Linked DNA regions of Homo sapiens: region 1 is linked to region 2. Evidence: read pairs that join two places in POLR2A ChIA-PET (ENCODE). Cell type or tissue: B cell. All regions are shown on one strand. Each heading gives the region's core, and the rest is flanking DNA. Links, peaks and the distances in the headings are about the cores only. Region 1 has its middle 36 kb from the start of HSBP1. Region 2 overlaps ATP2C2 (ATPase secretory pathway Ca2+ transporting 2).

The links. ChIA-PET counts read pairs that join two places held together with the same protein. Peaks named below come from ENCODE experiments on the same cell type or tissue, not always from the same donor. Only the 100,000 strongest peaks of a DNase experiment are listed, where the experiment ranks them.
Region 1: POLR2A ChIA-PET joins it to region 2 with 5 read pairs; 2 of 35 experiments call an interaction of 5 or more read pairs at or near these places.

What each region holds. Positions count from the first base shown.
Region 1 is chr16:83,842,158-83,844,903 of GRCh38, reverse strand. No RefSeq gene overlaps it. Among named protein-coding and RNA genes, the nearest start is that of HSBP1, 36 kb to the right of the region's middle. RefSeq lists an enhancer at 2,590-2,746. In B cell, for the core only: no CTCF peak of the experiment used is centred there; DNase peaks (open chromatin) are centred at 1,003 and 1,673; H3K4me3 peaks cover 1,424 bases; H3K27ac peaks cover 2,188 bases.
Region 2 is chr16:84,391,455-84,394,253 of GRCh38, reverse strand. The region is part of intron 1 of ATP2C2 (ATPase secretory pathway Ca2+ transporting 2); the gene reads right to left. Among named protein-coding and RNA genes, the nearest start is that of ATP2C2, 24 kb to the right of the region's middle. In B cell, for the core only: no CTCF peak of the experiment used is centred there; no DNase peak of the experiment used is centred there.

The DNA of each region.
Region 1 (2,746 bases), core at 247-2,746, 550 kb after region 2:
CCGCATCATGGTCACCGCCTGGACCTGAGAAGTGCTTCCCTCTGCTGTCAGGGGTACCATGGGGGCCCCTGGTCTCCCAAACACCCAGACCGCATCTCAGGGAGGGGTGGGCAAGCAGAGACGGAACTGAGAGAGGCTGAGCACGGCCAGCGGCCAGCTGTGTGTGACCTGATTCAGCAGCTGGGACAAAAGGCAGTTTGTTCCATGATCCCTGAGACGGGGCCTTGGGAGAGACCAGATGAATTCTACAGAATATGAGGAAGTGGGTGGTCAGGTACAGAAATCTGAATCCCACTATATATCTATGTCTTAAATATATGTATTTTTTGATCCCATTTGTGTGTGTATGCGCGTGCACTCACACACGAGAGTGAAAGGGAGAGAGAGAGAGACAGACAATTAAGGCAATCCCTTCTCTAGTATTCAATCCCAGAAACTTAGATGATTATGGTACCCTATTAAAATGGAGTATCCTAGAACCATGAAAAATCCCATTTCTCAAAAATATTACAGACCAATAGCACTTGTAATGATAGATGCAGAAGTCCTTCATAAAATTTTACCAACCAGCATAAAACAACTCATTAAAGAAAAGTCACCAAGGCCAAATAAGCTTTGTTCTTAAGGTAATTTATCGTGGAATAAGAGAAAATATTTAAAGGCTTTAATAATTGAAACAGACAATTTTAAAACATGATTCAACACTCTGTTTTCATAAAATAGTGGAAAAATAGTAAAGGGAGTTTTCCCTTAACACGATGAGGTGTTGCATTTGAAATTCAAATCCAATAGTCATTTACAGAGGTGCAGGGTTCTGTGCTGGGCACTGCACCACGGCATGACCCTGCTTCCCCCTGACCCTGGAGTGATGTACAAAATCCCACTCTGTTTGGCCCAGCACTGTCTCTTCGGTCTCTCCTCCTCCCCTTTTCCCTCCTACTCATGCATCGCGGCATGGCAGGCCTTCCTGCTGCTACTGGTGCATACCAGCCTCACCTCTGTGGCTGCGTCTTTGCATGTGCGGTTCCTCTCTTTAGAACAGCTTCCCCTTGGCCAGATAGCTCCATGACTGGCCCCTCCCTCCTCCCTCCTTCCTCCTTTCCTTTCCTTCTTTTGGTGGAGTTTTGCCCTTGTCGCCCAGGCTGAAGTGCAGTGGCGCAATCTCGGCTCACTGCAACCTCCGCCTCCCAGGTTCAAGCGATTCTCCTGCCTCAGACTTCCAACTAGCTGGGATTACAGGCAGGCACCACCACGCCCAGCTAATTTTGTATTATTAGTAGAGATGGTATTTCTCCATGTTGGTCAGGCTGGTCTCAAATTCCCGACCTCAGGTGATCCGCCCACCTCGGCCTCCCAAAGTGCTGGGATTACAGGCGTGAGCCACCGCGCCCAGCCTGGTTCCCCCATTTCTTTGAGGACTCAGCTTAAATGTCACTGTCTTGCTCAGGACTTTCTTGAGCAACCTATGCTAAAAAAAAAGCATGCAAAGTCTACCCAGCTCCCTCCCAGTGCTCCTCACCTCCCCTCCCTACCAGTCCTCGATGTCACCTGTCATAACCTACAGACCATATAGGGACTCGTTTCTTTATTGTCTGTCTCCCGCTGCCAGAACACGAGGGCCACCAGGCTGGGGACTTTGCCTTTTTCACAGCCGTTTCCCGGGGCCCAGAACAATGCCAGGCACTGCAGTTGCTCAGGGAGTGTCAGTGACATGAGTGAATGAGCAGCTGCCCCCATGGGAGAAGAGGTAATACCTGCAACTTCTCCATTTCAAACCCTTTTGCTTAGGACTTCTGCATACTTGCACTTAAAACACCTTTATTTTTGAAAAGGCAAAACATGCCCATGGTATAAAATTCAAAAAGGCCCTAAGACTTAAGAGTACACAGTAAATATAAACACTAAGCGCCGCCTCATGCAGGCACTTAAAGCCTCTTCCCCTTGCCAGAGTCTGATAGATAGAAAAGGGAAGCTCTTGCATAATTTTCATTTTTTCCACAAGTGAGATTGAGCTTCTCATCTATTTAAGACTAGTGAGTGTTTGTTTTTGTTTTACTGGGGACTGTCTGTTGATAGCCTTGCTTATTTTTCTGCGCAGTTGTCAGTCTGTCTTATTGATTCTGCAGGGTAGGAAAAAGAATTTTCTCTCTGTCCTTCATAATTCTTAGCCGGGACTCCCTATAACAAAAGACAGATGCACAAGAGAAAACAAACAGAAATTTAAAAACATTTATCCCTCCTGTATACGTGGGAGATGACCCAAAGAAACGAGTCGATCTTAAAAAAAAAAGAGTATAAACTTCAGGCTTAAATATCATTGTTTGCTGAAACAAAGTAAGGAGGGTGGGGAAAGGCCCCTTTAAGGTGAGAAGGCCAGGACAAGCCCTGGAAAGCAGAAGCGAGCTTGCGCAGATTTAAGTTGAAGGCTTCTCCGCTGATTCAGAGTCTTAGAGGGAGACATCCTTTCAAATGGAGATTTCCTTTACAAATACCAATTTCTCTTACAAAGGATAATTTTTCAGATCTTTTATGTCTGCAGTTTCTCAAAATAACCAGGTCAAAATAATCCTTATGACAAAGAGGCATATTTGGGTGGCCTATGGCGGTCTCCTTGATTCATATTTTGGGGTGGTGTGTCCTGAGCCTTATCAATTCATACATGGGAGCACTCTTCATATTGAGGAAATCAGGCCTTTTTCACAGTTTGTCATGTTACTGTGTTTATGGTATACGTTTCTGGGCAGAA
Region 2 (2,799 bases), core at 300-2,799:
TACTGTGAGATGGTTGATTTTGTTATGTGAATTTCACCTCAATAAAATAAGAATTTTGTTTTTCGTTTTTGAGGCAGAGTCTTGCTCTGTTGCTCAGGCTGGAGTGCAGTGGTGTGATCTTGGTGCACTGCAACCTCCGCCTCCCAGGCTCAAGCAATTTGATTCTCCCACCTCAGCCTCCTGAGAAGCTAGGACTACAGGTGTGTGTCATCACACCAGGCCTTTTTATTTTTTATTTTTTTATTTTTTTTGGTATTTTTAATTGAGACAAGGTTTTGCCATGTTGCCCAGGCTGGTCTTGAACCCCTGGACTCAAGTGATCCACCTGCCTCGGCCCCCTACAGTGCTAAGATTACAGGTGTGAGCCACCATGCCTAGCCTTTTTGTTTTTTTAAAGCCATTTACAAGCTACAGGCAGGAACTCCGTCCACCACTTAGAAACCGTCCTCCTGACTCTCTCCTGGGTCCCACCTGTGTCGGTCACAGCCCCCTCCACCCCCACTCCCCCCACACCCATAGCCTCCCATCCACTGGCCTCCCATCCTCTATCCTCCTCCCCTCTTTGCTGGCTCCTCCCATAAACATCTCAGCATGGGTTTCCACTTTAAACATAACCTCTTTTCTGGGCCTTGCATTGGAAATACACCTGCTCCTTCCTCATTTGCCAACATCGAGCTTTTAGAAGGAGTGTCTATACTTGCTGTCTCTATCTTTTCATTTCCTATCCACTTCTCAACCGACTTCAGCCAGATCTCCAGGTCATTTCGGTGTTTCAAGGCCACCGGGACATAGCCCTGGACCCAATACATTGTAAGTGAGGGCTTGCTCTGCCTCAGTCCAGTCTCGTGACAGTCAGGAAACAGAGTCCCTGGGTTGGTGACTGAGCTCGTGGACGCTGCCACTCCTCGCCCTGCATTTGGGAGACTCCTACCTGGGATGCTTACCTGGGCACCCCCCTCATCTCCTTAAGAATGCATAGGGGCCCGGGGGCCTAATCTGCCCCGGGTTGATTCCAATCACACAGCTCCATAATCTAAATGGCACTTAATGTATCCTTTGTTGAAAACAGGATTGTCCACTCTGTTTCCAGAAACTACAGACTCTGGTACGGCCCCCATCCCTCTACCCAACCCCAAACACACACTCACTTCTTCTCTCCAAGTGGGCCCGTGCCCGCTGCTGATCAGGACATTGCCATGACCCAGAATGGCCCACCTTGAAGCTGAGGCACTCAAAAACTGGAAACAAACTCAGGGTAAATCGTGAGGAAGGTTGATCAGCCATGATGCACCTACGCTGTCAGGCAGCCAAACACATCTCCTGAGTTGCACCAAGCCTCCATTCTAGGCCCACCCACCAGTTGACAGGAAATACTGGAGATAATAGACACGTTGAATGACACCATGGGGACATGATCACTAGACTGTGGGAACTGTAGGACACACAGCCCGGCCTCCCCAGCATGTAAACTACAACAAAAACACAAGAATGGGCCGGGCGCAGTGGCTCACGCCCGTAATCCCAGCACTTTGAGAGGCCAAGGCAGGCAGATCACCTGAAGTCAGCAGTTCGAGACCAGCCTTGTCAACATGGTGAAAGCCCATCTCTACTAAAAATATAAGAATTAGCCGGGCGTGGTGGCGGGCACCTGTAATCCCAGCTACTCAGGAGGCTAAGGTAGGAGAATCACTTGAACTCAGGAGGCAGAGGTTGCAGTGAGCTGAGATCACGCCACTGCACTCCAGCCTGGGCAACAAGAGCAGAATTCCATCTCAAAACGAAAAACACAAGGATGAAACGTGCAGACGCAGAGAACCATCAGAGACCCCAGCCAAGTGCAGGCTGGGACCTCACTTGAGTCCTGATTTGAATAAACCAGCGTGAAGCAGTGTTTAGGAGCCCAAGGGAACCTCAATATTGGCCAATATTTGATTTTCTCTAATTGTTAATATTTTATGATATGATAATGGTAATTGTGATATTTTAAAGAGTTCTTCTCTTTAGCCATAGATATGCAGAAATATTTATAGATGAAATGCTAGGAAGCCTGAGATTTGTGTCAAAACAATCTGGGGTAGACAGGAGTCAAGATTGGCTCCCCTCATTGGCACTGGGTAACAGAGTCATGTGGGCTCATTCCATTATTCTGTCTATTTCTGCATATGATTGGAATTCTCCAATACAAAATACAAAATTAAATAGTATAAAATTAAAGAGAAAAGAGGTGTTATATGATTTGACCTAAGGAGACGTCACTGATATGTCATCAAATTAAAAAAAAAACCTTTTGCAGAACAATCGTCGTAATATAATCCTAGTTTTGTTTTAAAAAAAAAAAGAGGAAGGAAGGAAAGATGAAGGGAGGGGAGGGAACGGGAGTCACATAAAAGAACTTGGAAACAGTTTCAATTCAACTTTGTGTGTGAGTTTCCCATGGCTGCTTGGTCTCCACGGCTGTAACAAACAACCAACACAAACTCGGTGGCTTAAAACAACCGAAATTTGTTCTCTCAGTTCTGGAAGCTAAAACTCTGAAACCAAGATGCTGGCAGGGCCACGTTCCCATTGAACCCTGCAGGCAAGATCTTTTCTTCCTCTCCCAGTTTCTGGCGGTGGCTGACAATCTTCCGCGTTCTTGGCATGTGTACGTATCACAGCAGTCTCTGCCTCTGCCAGCACATGGCTATATTCCCAAGCGTCTCTGTCTGCTTTTCTTATAAAGACCCCAGTCATTGGGTTAGGGCCCACACAACTCCAGTGTGACCTCATTTTAATTTGACTGCATGGATAAAGACCCTA